Regions from separate parts of the Homo sapiens genome. Here region 1 is linked to region 2. A link is a loop called in an ENCODE intact Hi-C map of the cell type or tissue named here. Cell type or tissue: tibial artery. All regions are shown on one strand. Each heading gives the region's core, and the rest is flanking DNA. Links, peaks and the distances in the headings are about the cores only. Region 1 overlaps PRKCB (protein kinase C beta). Region 2 overlaps PRKCB (protein kinase C beta).

Region 1 (8,334 bases), core at 176-8,175, 65 kb before region 2:
AAGAATATTTATCCCAAGGATTTTAGCATTTATCCCAAGAGCATTTACCCAAGAGCACTTATCCCAAGCGTATTTATCCCAAGGACTTGAGCATTTATCCAAAGAGTATCTATCCCAAGGATTTTAGCATTTATCCCAAGAGCATTTATCCAAGAGCATTTATCCCAAAAGTATTTATCCCGATGATTTTAGCATTTATCCGAAGAGTATTTATCCCAAGGATAGCATTTATCCCAAGAGCATTTACCCAAGAGCATTTTTCCCAAGACTATTTATCCCAAAGATTTTAGCATTTATCCCAAGAGCATTTACCCAAGAGCATTTATCCCAAGGATTTTGTTTTGTTTTGTTTTGTTTTTTTGAGACAGAGTCTTTCTCTGTCACCCAGGCTGGAGTGCACTGGTGAGATCTCGGCTCACTGCAAGCTCCACCTCCTGGGTTCACGCCATTCTCCTGCCTCAGCCTCCCGAGTAGCTGGGACTACAGGTGCCCACCACCACGCCTGCCTAATTTTTTGTATTTTTAGTAGAGATGGGGTTTCACCATGTTAGCCAGGATGGTCTCGATCTCCTGACCTCGTGATCCGTCTGCCTCGGCCTCCCAAGTGCTGGGATTACAGGCGTGATATCCCAAGGATTTTAGCATTTATCCCAAGAGCCCAGTTACCACACGTGGTATATTTCAGTACGTCAGAGTTGGTTGCCTCTGTTTGGTTACGGGGCTTTGAGTTCTAGGGCTCTAAATTGCAGACATGAAAAGGCAGCCATTAGTGAGTGTATTCCTGTTTCTGAGGGCACATCGTACACAGCAAGATAAAGGACAAGTTTGTTTGTTGAAAGAAACAAACTATCAAGTTTGTTCTCCCCTCAACTTGATAGAAATAGCGCTTAGGGGCCAGGCACGGTGGCTCATGCCTATAATCCCAGCACTTTGGGAGGCTGAGGCAGGAGGATTGCTTGAGCCCAGGAGTTCGAGACCAGCCTCAGCAACATAGCGACCCTACCTCTATTATTAAAAAATATATATTTAAAAAAAAATAAAAAAAGAAATAGCACTTACGTATTCCCAAATTCCTTGTCTTGAGCCTATGCCCACCCGACATGCTGGAAGATAGTGATAGTTCTGACCCAGTGGGGTCCTCCCTTCCTGGGAACAAGTGGAACAGACACATTGGCCTTGAGCTTATCAGTCATTCTCCAGTGACCTTGATAACAGAGGCTTGTTCCCAAAGTCTTGGACTCAAGCCCAAGTGAACTGAAAAAAGAACCTTCCCTCCAAGTAGAACTAAAAACTGGATACTGTTTGATAAAAATTAAGACAGGAAGGCAGTCTTTCCAGAGAACACTTTCTGTCTCTTTCCCCCAACTTGCTGATGAAGTGGTATCATTTGCTGCTGTTATAGAAATGTACTATTACGGGTGAAAAACACAAGGCCAGTATTTTCTTGTATATAACCAAGTCTCAGTTTTGCAAAATGATTTTTTTCTGTCCTGGGGCAGCTGGGGTGACATTTCAGAACACCAAGGAAAAGATTTGCTACACAAACAGAGCATTTGTCTGGGCCAGTAATTGGCTTGGAATAGGAGACTGTTTTATCCGCATGCAAGAAATTGTGTCCCTTTCTTTCTAGCAAGAGCCTGCAAATGCTTGTTTATGCCTGAATTATAATCGCTGCATACTGTACTTGTTGATTTAAAAAAATGTTTCCAACAGACCGAAAATTGTTCTCAGGCTCACAGAGGAATTTCAGTTGACCTTGAACATGAGAAATGTAATCCCTGGGCGATAACCAATTAGCACCCGGAATGACTCAGAAATTACTTTCAAGCCTCTTATCTGGAGGAATTCTGAGTGACAGTAAAATCGAGCTGCTAGAATTGGGGTAATAGAATTTCATGGTAGTGTGAGCTTGGCGCAGTTACCACACGTGGTATACTTCAGAACATCAGAGCTGGCTGTTTGCTTAGGGGGCTTTCAGTCGACCGTGGGCTTTGGAAAAGAAGACTCCATTTTGGATGGCGCACAGTGGGATTTCTCAGAGTCTTAAAATTTATTTGTATAACAAAGTGCTTACTGTGTGCCATTTATGATTCTAAGTGCTTTGCAAATATTAACTCAGGTAATTTAATCCTTACAACAACCTAGAATGGTAGGTACTATTATCACGCTATTTTACTTTTACAAATGAAGAAACTGAAGCCCACAGAGGTTTAAGTAACTTTATAAGGTCCCAGAGCCAGTCATTGTCCTGGGTTTGGGTTTTCCCAGAAACAGACTATAAGGATTCAAGTGCAAGTACTTTATTTGAGAGGTGATCCTGGAAGCACCATAAGTTAATAAGGAAGCATTGCCAGAAAAGGTGGGAAACCAGGAAAGTAAGTATTATCAAGCAGACTACTGCTGTGGGCAGCTAGGGTTTAACCCTGCTGGAGAACTCTCAAGTCAGCGCGGAATGCATGCCTCAGAATTTCCCAATCAAGGGACAGGAAGCTGAGGGGTTATCCGTCGGCTCCCCTTCCGTTGCAGGCTAAGGGCTGCTCCCAGGGAAATCCACTCACCCGCACTTTCAATGTGCCCTGTGCGCTGTGCCCGCTCCTATAACCAGAAAATAAGCTACAGGCAAAGAATCACAGGTGTTTGCTGTTAGCAGCCCTAGGTGTAGAGAGCAGCATGCTGGTGGTGTCTTGGAGGAACACCAGCGATTGTACCTGTGCAATGTAGCCTAATGGTTAAGTGTGATTGCTTGAGAGCCAGACTGCCTAGATTTGAATCCCAGTTCTGCCACCTCCTTGCTGAGTGGCTGTAAGCAAGTTGCTTTGTCTCTCTGAGCTTCTGATTCCCTACCTGTAAAATGGGGAATTATAGCACTTCTTACCTCATGAGGTTATGTGAGGATTGAATGAGGTAATGCGTTTAGCAGAGTGTCTCACATGTCATACATATCCAGATGTTAGATGCTAGCATCATGGTGGTTGTTATAATTATTGTCTCCCCCTTCGGGATAAATAAAGCTCAGAACATCCTCTTTCTGGGCTTTGGAAGGGCTGCTTGGAGGTTAGGGAAAATCTACAGGGACTCCTAGCCTACAGAGGTCCCTGCCCCACTGCTGGGTAGCTGGGAGTGCCTGTAGTAGTTCCTTGTAGGGGTGGAGTGGCAGAGGAATCTGCAGTTTTAGCCAGGACAGGCATTCATCATCGGGAGTGGAGCCCAGAGTCTGGCTGCCAGGGCTTCTCCACTGTCCCCTCGTGCTGTCTGGAAGGTGGCTTGGCTCTTTGCTCAGAAATGCTATTTGCTTTCTCTCTTAGCATTGAGTTCTAGGGCTCTAAATCGCAGACATGAAAAGGCAACCATTAGTGTATTCCTGTTTCTGAAAGCACATCCCACACAGCAAGATAAAGGACGAGTTTAATTTGTGCCTCAATTTTAAAATGTTCGCTCTTTGATGCAGTGTGTGCTAGGCATTGTCCCCTTGGAACAATGGGATATTTCAAAGGACAAAGGACAGGGCTCCTGTCCTCTGAAGGCTCACTGAGTAGGGGCCACAAACCCAGGTGTTTTCAGGAGCCAGGCAAACAACAAGAAGGCGAAAGAGCTTGGCATCACCCAGTGTTAGCAGATCCCCTTCTTCAAAAGAAGCTGGGGATCTGGGTTTTCATATCTCCAAATTTTCAACAGTTGGCAACTAATTAAATATTAAAATGACAACAAACTCTGTGCAGACCAGACCAACAGGGTTATCAGACTTCTTTTTTTTTTTTTCCAGGGTTATTAGACTTCTGATCTAGATTCTAGAAGTTAAATTAACATGCCCATGAGAAAAGTTATAAAAGCAAGCTGGGAGGGAGGGAGGAAAGAGGGGTGCCAGCCCCAGATTCAGAGGAGAGAAGGGAGTTTCTAGTGCTGAGGGATGAGGCTGTTAGCTGCTCCTTGAAGGACAAGGAAAAAATCAACCCCTCTTCCCACCCCCCCAAAAAAGTCCTTATCTGTCCACTACGCAAAGTCAAATGAAGAAATCAGGAAGTTTGAGGTCCGTGCTCACGTTTCATGGGGAGTGTGTGCTGGGACCCGCAGGTGGATGGGAAAGTTCCCAGGATGGGAAATGGGAACTGGGGCAGGCAGGACTTGGATCTTCACAGTCTGGAGAATGGAGACTGTGAATCAGATGGGTCCTGAGCCAGGATTCAAAGAAGGCAGGACACATGGTGCTAAGGTGATGGGGCAGCAGGGAGGGGAGTAGGGAAAGTGTTTGGGTCAGGCCAGCTTGGGGGTGATGATTTAGGAGGGTGTGAGGACATAGCCCGAGAAAGGTGAGACGGCTTCTGTCCTACCCTGGCTCTTTTGTTTGCAGTTTCCATTGCAAATAAGATGACCTTGTAGTTTTAACTACCCCCTCGTTGCCTCTACACCCCAAATCTCTGTCTCCAGTCCAGATATCTTTGCTCAAGCCCCAAACCCATGTATACAACTGCTTACTGGGTATTTACACTTGGGTTAAACCTCAACATATCTTACTGCAAAGTAAACTGACCAAGTATATTCACAGCAGCGTTGTTAGTAGGCCGAAAGGGGAAACAACTCAAATGCCTGTACACAGGAGACGGGATAAACATCAACAATGAGTGCCATTCAGCAATACAAAGAGACAAATTACCGATTTATGCAAAAACATGGATGCATTTCAAGAACATTTTGATGAGTGAAAGAAGCCAGGCACAAGAGTACACACTCTACAATGCTGTTCAGATGAAATTCAAGAACAGACAAAACTGACCTATGGGATAGAAACTGGAACAGAGATTGCCTTAGTGGCGGGGGTTGCGGGGGGCGTCGACTGGGAACTTTTGGAGGGTGATGGAAATGTTCCGCGTCTTGTTTGGGGTTTGGGTTACATGGGTGTGCACATTTGTCAAAATCTACAGAACTGTGCACGTGAGATTGGTGCACTTTGCGGTGCCCACCTCAAGTTTCAAAACATGAATAAAGAGAAAATGGCGGATGCTTTGTTAGCCATGGTTCCTATATGGTAACAGTGGAATATGCACCCCATGAGGGAGAAATAAACCTTGAAGTTTTAAGCTGCTGTGGGGAAGAGGGGATCTCAACATGCCTGAAATCACACCGGTCATCTCTGCCCACCCTCTTCCCCACACTTCCAAACTTGCTCCTCCTCCGCTTCTTCTCATCTCAGTGGAAACAACCAGCATCCTGCCAGTTGGTCAGAACAGAGGCTGGGGAGCTGTCCTTCATCTCCAATCTCCCTTCTCCCTTGCCCAATCTGCTACCCATCTGGGGTCAGTCTGTCTCCCAAATAGATCCACTTTGTTCAGTCTACACTGCAGACAACTGAGTCCATCATTTTTTTTTCTTTTAAGACAGGGTCTCCCTTTATCACTCAGGCTGGAGTGCAGTGGTGCAATCATGGCTCACTGCAACCTCCAACTCCTGGGCTCAGGGGATCCTCCCACCTCAGCCTCCCGCGTAGCTGGGACTACAGGCACACACCACCATGCCTGGCTCATCATTTCTCTCCTTGATAATGCAGTGACTTCCTAGTGATCACTCAGCCCACGTGCTGGGGGGTCTCCTCTCCACTCAGAGTGACCTGTTAAATATGTATGGTCATACCATAGCCCTGCTTCAAACCTTTCAAAGGCTGTCTGTCATGCTCATAGTCAGCCTGAATTTCTTAAGGTCCTTTCAACACTTTGTCTGCCTCCTGTGCCATATCTGCCTTGCATTTCATGATCCAGCCAGACGATGTTTCATTCCTTGAATGTGTCTTCCCCTCTGTTCCATAAATGCTGTTCCTGCTGCCAATACCAGTTTATCTACTTCAGCAACCCCAACATACCTTTTGGACACAGTATGGAGGACCCAATCCCAGCTAGAATGCACGTTTTTTCAGAGTATCTGTATCCATTTTGCCCTCTGATGTATCCTCAGCACCTAGAGGAGCACTTAGCATGTAGCAGGTACTCAACAAGAATTTTTGATTTGTTTGTTGGTTTGTTTATGACAGAGTCTTGCTCTGTTGCCCAGACTGGAGTGCAATACAGTGATCAGAGCTTACTGCAGCTTCCAACTCCTGGGCTTAAGGGATTCTCCTGCCTTAAGCCTCCCAAGTAGCTGGGACTACAGGCCCACTGCCACCATGTCCAGCTAATTAAACTTTTTTTTTGAGATAGGGTCTGGCTGTGTTGCCCAGGCTGGTCTTGAACTCCTGGCCTCAAGCAGTCCTGCCTCAGCCTTCCAAAGCTTTGTGATTACAGGCATCAGCCACCACATCCAGCCTCAATAAATGTTTTTTGAATGAATGAATGAATCTTCCCTGATATTCAAAACTTTGGAAAGATTTATTTTGCCTCTTTATCTTCAAAGCAACCAAATAATGCAACAATAATAATAGCTACCATTCACTGAGCATGTGTTGTGTGCCAGGAATGATACTAAGGACTCTGTGATACATCATTTCATGTCATCATCTCCATGTCTTGAAAAGGTGATGAATGTTTAGGAAGCTTCAATCACCAAATGCAAATTAAGTGCCTTCTCTGTGCCATACTCCTCTAGGTACCAGGGAAACAGTGGAAAGCAAAACAGACAAAATCCTTGCCATTGGGGAGCTTACATTCTGGTATAAGGAGAAAGATGATAAATTGGGAAACAAGTAAATATATGGTTTGTAAGATGGTGACAAGTGTTTTAGAGAAAATCAAGTAAGTAAGGCGGATGGAGATTGCTGAGAGCAATTTTATGTAGGGTGTTCAGGGAAGAGCCCTCTTATCAGAGGTGAGAGAGTTCTGGGGAAAGAGTGCTCTGAGCAGAGGGAACAGCAGGTGCAAAGGCCCTGGGGTAAGAGCATGTTTGGTGCATTCAGAGAGCAGCAAGGAGGCCAGTGCGGAAGTAGAAAGGAGGCTGAAATCAGAGGGGCTCAGTCATCTGTGGCCTTTGGCTTTTACTTTGAGAATAATGGGATGGTATATATATTGGGCAGAGGAATGTTATGACTTAACTGATGTATTCTGGGCCACACAGCTGATTCATGTCAGAGGATTCTACCACGAGGCTTTTTTTTTTTTTTTTTTTAGTGAGAGAGAGATGGGATCTCACTCTGTCACCCAGGCTGGTGGGCAGTGGTGTGATTATAGCTCACAGCAGCCTCTAACTCCTGGGCTAAAGCAGTCCTCCCACCTTGGCCTCCCAGGTAGCTGGGATGACAGGTGCACACCACCTTGCCTGGCTAACTTTCTTTATTTTTGTAGAGACAGGGTCTTGTTATGTTGCCCAGGCTGTTCTCAAACTTCTATCCTCAATCGAATCTCCTGTCTCAGCATCAAAAAGTGTTGGAATTGCAGGTGTGAGCCACTGTGCCCAGCCACACATGAGCTTTTAACTCCACAGTTTTCTCTCTGCTAAACGTGAATCCAGTAACGAAGTCCTGGCAGCTGCAGGTCTCCCACTCATGGCTTCCAGTTTTTGCCTCATTCCAAAGCACCTGCTGCCACTCTGAGCCCCATTCCACAGCTCATGGCAAGGAGTCCCTCTCCCATTGCACTGAGGACACACGTGGCCCTCACTCATCCATTTATGCAACAAATATTTAGTTGGGAACTATACTAGTTGTCAGGAAAACCATGGAGAATGAGAAATATTCCGTGTCCACAACAGTCTCCAATTTATTGGAAGGAAACAAGTGAACAGGCAGTTATCCTCCAGTATTTATGGGAAGAGAAGTGGATGAAGGAAGAAAATCAGAGGAGAACCTAGTGCAGACAGAGAGAATCGATGAGGGCTTCCCTGAGCCATGAAAATGTGAACCCCAAGCTGGGTTGCTGAAGGGGAGAGAATAGCCATTTGTACCACAGTAGCAGCAGCAGGTGCAAAGGCCCTGTGGTTGGAGGGGCCTGGGACATCCAGGGGAGTGAAAGGAGAATGAAGCTACATTGCAGAGAAGAAGCACCCTAGCAATGATGGAGCTGGAAAGCCAGGTAGGGCCTAAACACACAAGTCCATGAAAGCACCTCGATCTTTACCCTGAAAATGATGGGATGCCACTGAGACATTTTAAGCAGGAGGGGACTTGGTTGGATGAGAGGCTCACTGTGGTTGTGTGTGAAACCCAGTGTAAGGGAAATCACTGTGCCTTGTGCAGGTGAGAGATGATGGCAGGTAGTGATGGTTGAGATGGAAAGAAGTAGATGAATTCTAGAGACAGCTGGGAGGAAAGAAATGACAGTTCTGGTTATGGTTGAGACATGAGGGATAAAAGAAAGATGGAGTTGCAAAGGATGTCCGACAGGTTTCAGGCTTGTGGAGTGATGCATGGCTATGCTT
Region 2 (8,334 bases), core at 98-8,097:
GCTGGTCTTGAGCTCCTGACCTTGTGATCCACCTGCCTTGGCCTCCCGAAGTGCTGGAATCGCAGGCGTGAGCCAATGTGCCCTGCCAAATGTATTTTGATTCAAAGAATTGATGGAAACTCCTGGGTCATGTCCTAGAAGGTGGCCCAAGAGATCAGGGAACACTTAGCATTAAATATTTCTTTCAATCAGCTTCTTTTTTTCTTTGTAATTTTTAGAGATATTTTAAAAAATAATAATTTTCTGAAAAATGTATCTTCTTACAAAATATAAGGAGTCTTTAAGTGGCAAAGGAAAATTCTTGGAATTTTCCTGGATCCAAGAAGCGTCATGGATGCTCTGCCCTTTGCTTAACTTTCTGTGGATCTCCGTCTTTTCAGAAGTGCTGTCTCTTTGTGTCCTTGTGAGACACTTGGCACAGTTGGCTGTGTAGAAAAAGAAAAGCACGGAGGCTTGCGGACCTCTTTTTATCTCCCTGCCAGACTGTAAGCTGTTGGAGGTCAAAGGCTGGTTTCTACTGACCTTTGTGCCCACACAACACCTAACACAGTGTTTTATGCATAATGAGTGGCTGTTGGTTGGCTTGAAATGCATAGCGTTTAATTAAATCTCTAAATTCTTGTGTCTGCCATAGTGACCTAAAACTTGACAACGTGATGCTCGATTCTGAGGGACACATCAAGATTGCCGATTTTGGCATGTGTAAGGAAAACATCTGGGATGGGGTGACAACCAAGACATTCTGTGGCACTCCAGACTACATCGCCCCCGAGGTGAGAGCTGCTGGGCACACGTTCACATTGCGGTGATGTACCCTCTGCTCCCCAGATGGCTGTGTGAGAGCTGGGAAGGGTTGAGGGTGGTACCTTGCAAGGGAACCTCGGACAGATTCTTATTCTATACTCTAAATCCTCCCTTTGAGATCACACATGCAAATTAATTTAGCACACATCCAGAAGCCCAAGCCCAAAATACATCAAGGTTTGGGAGAAAATTTAAATAAAACCCAAAAGAACCATCCAACACACATCAGTAAAATTCTTCGTCAAACTGTTGTGGCTCACGGCCATGTGATACCGCCTAATTATGACATTGAAATGTTTGTTGAGAGAAAAAGAGCATATCCCCTGGGCTGGCATATGACATGGGATCTGTGTCCTGTATATGTCCCTCAGCAGGAAAATGGACAATAGCCCGTGATTTATTTATAGCATGAAATACTACCAGGCACCAATTCAGAAGAGTGAGTTAGATATATATGTAGATGTGAAAAGATCTTCAAGACACATTGTTAGAGAAAAAAATCAAGGTACAGAATGACAAATACAAGGCCAGGTGTGGCAGCTCGCGCCTGTAATCCCAGCACTTTGGGAGGCAGAGGCAGGTGGATCACTTGAGCCCAGGAGTTCCAGACCAGCCTGGCCAACATGGCGAGACCTCGTCTCTACAAAAAATACAAAAATTAGCCGGGTGTGGTGGCACATGCCTGTAGTCCCAGCTACTTGGGAGGCTGAGGTAAGAGAATCACCTGAGCCCCAGGAGGTCCAGGCTGCAGTGAGCCGTGATTATGCCACTGCACTCCAGCCTGCCTGGGTGACACAGTAAGACCCTGTCTCAAAAAAAAAAAAAAAAAAAAGAAGAAGAATGACAAATAACACTATGATACTATTTATGGATGAAACAGAAATACACAGAACACTGTTCTGTTTTCAATGAGTAAAAGCATACAAAAATCTGGAAGATTTCAAACTGATTTTATAACACTGGTTACCTCTGAGGATAAGGGAATTGTAAAGAGAAATTTAGCTATTTCTGTATACTGCTGACATTTTTTACAAGGTAAATGTATTTGGGTATTACTTGAGTAATAAAGTAATTCTTTAAAAATAATAAGGCTTTACTCGGACCCAGTGAAGTTTTCCCTATGTGATATGCTTTGGTCTATTATCATTTTGTTAATTAATTAGATAGGACACAATCCATAACACAACTTCCTGATAGGCCAGGGGTTCCATAATCTCTGGTTCTCAACTCTAACTGCAGTTTAGAGTCGTGAGGGAGCTTTTACAATGTAGGATGCAGCTGGGGCATGGTGGCTCACTCCTGTAATCTCAGCACTTTGGGAGCCTGAGGCAAGAAGATCGCTTGAGGGTAGAAGTTTGAGACCAGACTGGACAACATAGTGAGACCCTAATCTCTACAAAAAAAATTAAAAATTCGCCAGGTGCACTAGGTCACCCCTGCTGTCCTGACTACTCAGGAGGCTAAGGTGGGAGGATCACTTGAGCCCAGCAGGTAGAGGCTGCAGTAAGCAGTGATCATGCCACTGCACCCCACCCTGGGCGACTGAGCGAGACTCTGTCTCAAAAAAAGAAAGAAAGAAAGAAAGAAAGTGTTTCCACACTTTTAAAGTACTTCAAGTCTTATTTGATCCTCATGACAAGCCAACAAGTTAATCCTTTTACAAAGGAAACTAGAGCCTGGGATGTGACAGCAGTTGCCGAAGGTGATGTGGTTAGCTCATGACAAAGCCTGACCTGCTGCTTATCCCTCCCATCTGTGGGCTGGAGGGGAGGCAACTTCACCAGCCACACAGTTGAGGGTTTCTTGTGCTTGCCTGAATCACGACCAGCGAGGAACTTCTGAGAACCACAGATCCTGGGCCTCCACCTGCAGAGATTCTAATGGGATGATGCTTGGGCATCCCACATTGTTTCTTGTGTGTGTGTGTGTGTGTGTGTGTGTGTTTGAGACAGGGTCTCACTCTGTCTACTCACTGCAAGCTCTGCCTCCTGGATTCATGCCATTCTCCTGCCTCAGCCTCCCGAGTAGCTGGGACTACAGGTGCCCATCACCACGCCCAGCTAATTTTTTTTGTATTTTTTTAGTAGAGACGGGGTTTCACCGTGTTAGCCAGGATGGTCGCGATCTCCTGACCTCGTGATCCGCCCGCCTCGGCCTCCCAAAGTGGAAAACACGTTCAATGAGAAGTGTTCTCCTGGAATGCTTTCCCTTCCTTGTCTTGAGGGTTACTTCTCAGAATGCATTTCATTCATTCATAATTGACCAGTAAAATTGTATACATTTATCATGTGCAACATGTTGTTCTGAAATATGCATACATTGTGGAATGGCTAAGTTGAGTTAATTAACATATTTATTGTCTCACATACTTATTTTTTTATGGTAAAAACACTTAAAAATCCCTCTTAGCAATTTTCAAGAATACAATAGATTGTTATTAACTATGGTTACTGTGTTACACGATAAGTCTCTTGAATTTATTCCTGCTACTTAACTGAAATTTTGTATCCTGTAATCAACATCTCTGCATTTCTGATTTTGGAATAGAAATCAAAGTGGGAGATAGAGATCAAGAAACAAACATTCACTTTATAGCCAAGTTTGCTCAAATACCCTTTTTGAGTTAAACAAGCAATAACTGAATTATAAAACATTCTAGGATTAGTTAACATTTTGAGGGCATAATATGTGAAAGCCACCGAGTATCTCATTCATCCTCACATAACTTCATGATATAGAGATTATAGAAGTTAAGTAACTTCTCCTGTGGTCAGACAGCCAACCGGTAGACAGCAGTCAGGATTCAAAGTCAGACTGCCTAACCCTCAGACCTCAGCCTTTAGCCTTTGCTGTATTACCTCTTAACCTCTGACATGGTTAGTTTTACATCCCTGCATACTGAAAGATGGACAATCACATAGCTCTTCTAGACTTTTCCATGTTCTTGCAGTTTGGGAATATGAATTAAAAACTTCACAACCATATATACCATATGATACACCAATTCTACATCTAGGAGTTTATCTTAAGGAAATACTTGGACAGATGTCCAAATGTCTAATTACAAGAATATATGTTACAGCATTGGAAGAAACCTAATCAACTGGAAATTTATAAGATAGATTTTGGTATATCCATTCAACGGAATGCTATGCACAGATAAAAATTGATTATGTTCATATACAAATATTAAATTAGCAAGGAAAACTTAAGTGAATAACTGGCTTTATTAAAGATCTATTGCCCATAATCCCAGTGCTTTGGGAGGCCAAGATGGGAGCTTTGCTTGAGTTTGAGATCAGTCTGGGCAATATAGAGAGACCCCATCCCTACAAAAAATTAAATAATTAGCATGGTGGTGAGCACCTGTAGTCCCAACTACACAGGAGGCTGAGGTGCGAGGATTGCTTGAGCCCAGGAGGCCAAGGCTGTGAGCTGTGAGCTATGATCTCACCACTGCACTCCAGCCTGGGTGACAAAAAGAGACACTATCTCAAAAAAAAAAGAAAAGAAAAAAAGAAAAAAAATCGTCCAAATACTAAAGTGTTTATGTAAAGCACACACATACACACAGAGTTTAATATGTATTCAGAGAAAAGAGTATGGAATGAAGTAGACCAAATATTAGTCATAATTTTTCTCTTAATAAAGGATTATGGGTGATTTTCATGTTATTATCTCAGCTGAGCTATCTTTTATAAAGAAATATTAAAATAGTGACAAATGTTGTTATCTCTTAAACGTTTTTATGTTTAATTATGTTTTAAAAACATGTAACGTAAAATTTACTATTTTAACCAGTTCTAAGTATACAATTTAGTAGTGTTAAGTATATTTACATTATTGTGTAAATGTTGTAACTTTTACAGAGGAGTAAAGACAGTTTTTCCTTTTAAAAATTCCATGCTCACTGTTTTGAAAATAATAATAACAATACACCTTACTTAGTGCTTCGAAAAGGCAATGTGACAGCCACAGGTGTTTGCCCAGCTGCAGGTGCCTCTGCAAAGCATGTCTGTCATTCCCTGAATAGCTAATATAAAGAAACAGTTCAGGTGGGCACTGGCCTTCTTGTAAAAGAAGAGTGAAATCTGTCTCCAGAAGAAACATGAACTGCAAACCTCCCTGATAGGGTGCCTTCTCTTTTCTAGATAATTGCTTATCAGCCCTATGGGAAGTCCGTGGATTGGTGGGCATTTGGAGTCCTGCTGTATGAAATGTTGGCTGGGCAGGTAATTGAATTTTAAGTGATCGATAAGAGAAGTCCTCCCTACCCCCATCCACATGGTTTCTTTAGGAGAATGCATGTTTGGTAACAGCTCATAAATTGGAACCTCTATGACTTTCCCGGCCTTGGGGTCATACAAGTCTGTGGTCATTTGAAAGCCTGGGTGTGTGGCTTCACTGTGGGCCCCAGGGAGGAGGGTCTGCCAGTTGAGGGGAGCTAGGGGGAGGGTTCAAGCAGGGATTCTTCTCCTCCCACCCTCCCCTGTCATACAGGCACCCTTTGAAGGGGAGGATGAAGATGAACTCTTCCAATCCATCATGGAACACAACGTAGCCTATCCCAAGTCTATGTCCAAGGAAGCTGTGGCCATCTGCAAAGGGGTAAGTGCATCTCTTAAAGCTGTGACCAGGACCACCACATAAAGGCATGTGGGCTGTACCTTGCCCAAGAACACCCCACCAGGGGGGAACACAGCCTGAACTCCACCCTTCACTCCATTTGCCAATATGAGAACCCTGATGTGGAGCTGCTACCTCCCGGAGGAGAGAGAGCTTTTTTTCTGATTTGCACAGAAGTGCTGTAGAGAGCTGCCTGCAGCTGCGTCTTGCTGCTGGCTGGGCTGCAGTCTCTGAACCAGCACAGGGGAATGCTTATTGAATGAATGAGGTAGAAAGCACAGAGATTTTGTCAAAGAGCTGGAAGTCATGGGAAAGGGCACAAGAGGTCTTTTGCACAACTCAGGCTATCTTGCCCTGCTCTGCTGTATGTGTTTAGTTAATACTAAGAGCGTGCAACTTTTGTTCTAAAAAATACCACGCCGTGTTGAGGTTAAGGAATTCTCTAGATAAGCAGACTGAAATTCAATGTACTCAAAATCCCACTGTCTCCTCTCCCCAGACACACACACAAATGGCTAAAAGGGCATGCACGCTTGGACATCTACGGTTTATGCACAGGGCACCTGTGAAGAAAGCAGGATGTGTGTTTATGGGGAAGGATTGTTTGTTTTGCATCTTGTGTTGGACCAGGGCATACTCACAGTGACTTCTGTGAGATCCTAAAGATCAGCGACCCTCACCTTTGGAGCCATCAGAATAACCCGAAGTGCCTTACCAGAATGCACATGCTTCTGCCTTACCCCAGAGATTAAGTCTGGGTATGAGTATTTTGGAAAAGTCTCCATTTGGCTTGCAGACCACTGCCTTTAAAAATACTGTCCAAATGAAGTGATTTTTCAACTCTGATGGAAGCCTGAAAGCAATAGAATTAGACGCCCAGAAAATATGTTCTACACATAATATACTAATAAAGGATTTGCTCTCCCTCCACCCAGTGGTACAGGTTAGAACATGGCCGTGCCTTAATCAGTGGGTTCCCACCTGTGTGTCTGAATAAACCAGGGCTGCCAGTCCTAGATCTGTGGGATGCTTGCAGACTTTTCATGCCCTACTTTGTTCTTCCTGACCCCAGCCAGATGCTGGATGCACTGTCTTGGGTGAAGGAAAGCTGGGAAACTCAGGCAGGCCAATCTGAGGCTTGGCCCAGTTTGGAATAGCTGGGCCAGCCTCTCAGCCTAAAAGCGCCTTGTCACACTGCCTAAATTCCCACTCTCAATGAATCACCTAAGGTTTGCACCTCAGCTGCATAGGCTAAGATGCATGTATCCCTGGGGAAACCACCTGTGAATTAGTCTCAATCCCGAACATCTAAAGTGAATTGCTTGAAAATATTTTCTTTGAGGGTGTGAGGCAGGGAGAAAGAAAGTGAAGAATAGAGAGGGGAGTCCCAGAGGTGCATTAGGAACCCAAGCAAAGCCCATAAAGAAAAAAAAGGCACACACGAAGGCCTCCACAGGCCCCCGTAGACAAGTTATTGAAGGGTGGGGGCGGGTAGAGAGAAGGTGGTACCTGGAGCTTTTAGTTTGTTTAATAATTACCAGCATATAAGGATCCAGAGATTTCTCAAAAACATTCAGCTTTCAGGTTTCTCTTGAAAAATCAGATCTTGCCACATTGGCCTGTCATTCTTACAAAGCACCAGTCAGCTGGATTGGAAACCATGGCCCTCTGTAGTTGGAGCTTGCCCTCTGTAATTCTCAGACGTTCTCATTTGGCCAATTCTCTCCAAGTTCAAATCCTGGTTCAGGCATTAATTGCCGCAGGACCTTGGGGAAGTTGTTTGACGGCATCTGCAGATTGGGGATAATAATAGCACTCCACATTGGGTTCTTTGATGACTAAACAGCTGAATACTGTAAATCACTTAGAATAGAGGCTGGCACTCTGCTCCAAGCCCCTTGGAAGTTATTATTACTATTACTAGTGCTGACGCTATTGTGTTATCTGCCAGGTTCCTCTTGGCATTTGAGTTTGCATCCCCTGGAATTGCAACTTTTAAAGTAGGGGATTTTGGAGATCAAGGGACCCTTTGCAAATCTTGACCCTTCTACTTTCTAGGCACAAGGTGTTTTTGTTTTGTTTTGTTTTGTTTTGTTTTGTTTTGTTTTGTTTTATCAATGTCTCGCTCTGTCGCCCAGGCTAGAGTGCCGTGGAGTGATCATGGCTCACTGCAGCCTTGATCTCCCAGGCTCAAGGGATCCTCCTGCCTCTGCCTCCCAAAGTGCTGGGATTACAGGCATGGGCCACTGCACCCAGCCTAGGTGCAAGATCTTAAGCCACTTCCTTTGCATCTCTGGGCTTCTGTTTATTTTAAAAAATGGAATAGTAGTACTCATTGAAAAGAGTTTTTGAGAGCATTAAATGAGATAACATAAGAGAAAGCTCCTTGCATGATGTGGGCACATAGTAGGTGTTTAATACATCCACAGGGTCCTCCCCTTCACACGCCCGCCCTGCCTGGACAGCTGGGGGTTCTAAATGGGTCATGGAGGAAAGAGCATTTTCCAGGTCAGCTGCCTTCAGCTCCTGCTCCAATTAGCAGTTTCCCTGGTAGAGCCGTTTTCTATTAATTCAGGACCCATAACCTTCATGATTAACTGGGGTGACTCTCTTACTATTGAGTTTGGGGACCATTATTAATTGAGTGGGCTGAGTCCAATGGGGCTCTTCCTTCAAGGAGGGTACTCCAAAAACGAGTGATGCTCAAGCAAACAGCCAAATGCTTCCTCTGGAACAGCGAGCCCCAGGGGATACGTCTGGGAGGTGATCAGAGATTGGAACAGTGATTAAATCCAGCTGTCTACATGGCTTCGGGCACATTAGAGCAGAGTGCGGGAACTGGGCAGAGACTCCGAATTAATGCTGGATGTTTTTGCAGTACCTTTTCTTTGCTTGGCATCCTCC

Evidence for each region. Hi-C counts contacts between places; a loop is a spot of excess contacts. Peaks named below come from ENCODE experiments on the same cell type or tissue, not always from the same donor. Only the 100,000 strongest peaks of a DNase experiment are listed, where the experiment ranks them.
Region 1: a loop joins it to region 2, with 3 times the contacts of the local background. A loop is called at or near these places in 2 of 110 quality-filtered maps.

Annotation. Positions count from the first base shown.
Region 1 is chr16:24,115,383-24,123,716 of GRCh38, forward strand. The region is part of intron 8 of PRKCB (protein kinase C beta); the gene reads left to right. Among named protein-coding and RNA genes, the nearest start is that of MIR1273H, 84 kb to the right of the region's middle. In tibial artery, for the core only: no CTCF peak of the experiment used is centred there; a DNase peak (open chromatin) is centred at 4,111.
Region 2 is chr16:24,180,156-24,188,489 of GRCh38, forward strand. PRKCB (protein kinase C beta) reads left to right here. Exons shown (of 17, transcript NM_002738.7): 13 at 635-773; 14 at 4,956-5,036; 15 at 5,305-5,412. Among named protein-coding and RNA genes, the nearest start is that of MIR1273H, 19 kb to the right of the region's middle. In tibial artery, for the core only: no CTCF peak of the experiment used is centred there; no DNase peak of the experiment used is centred there.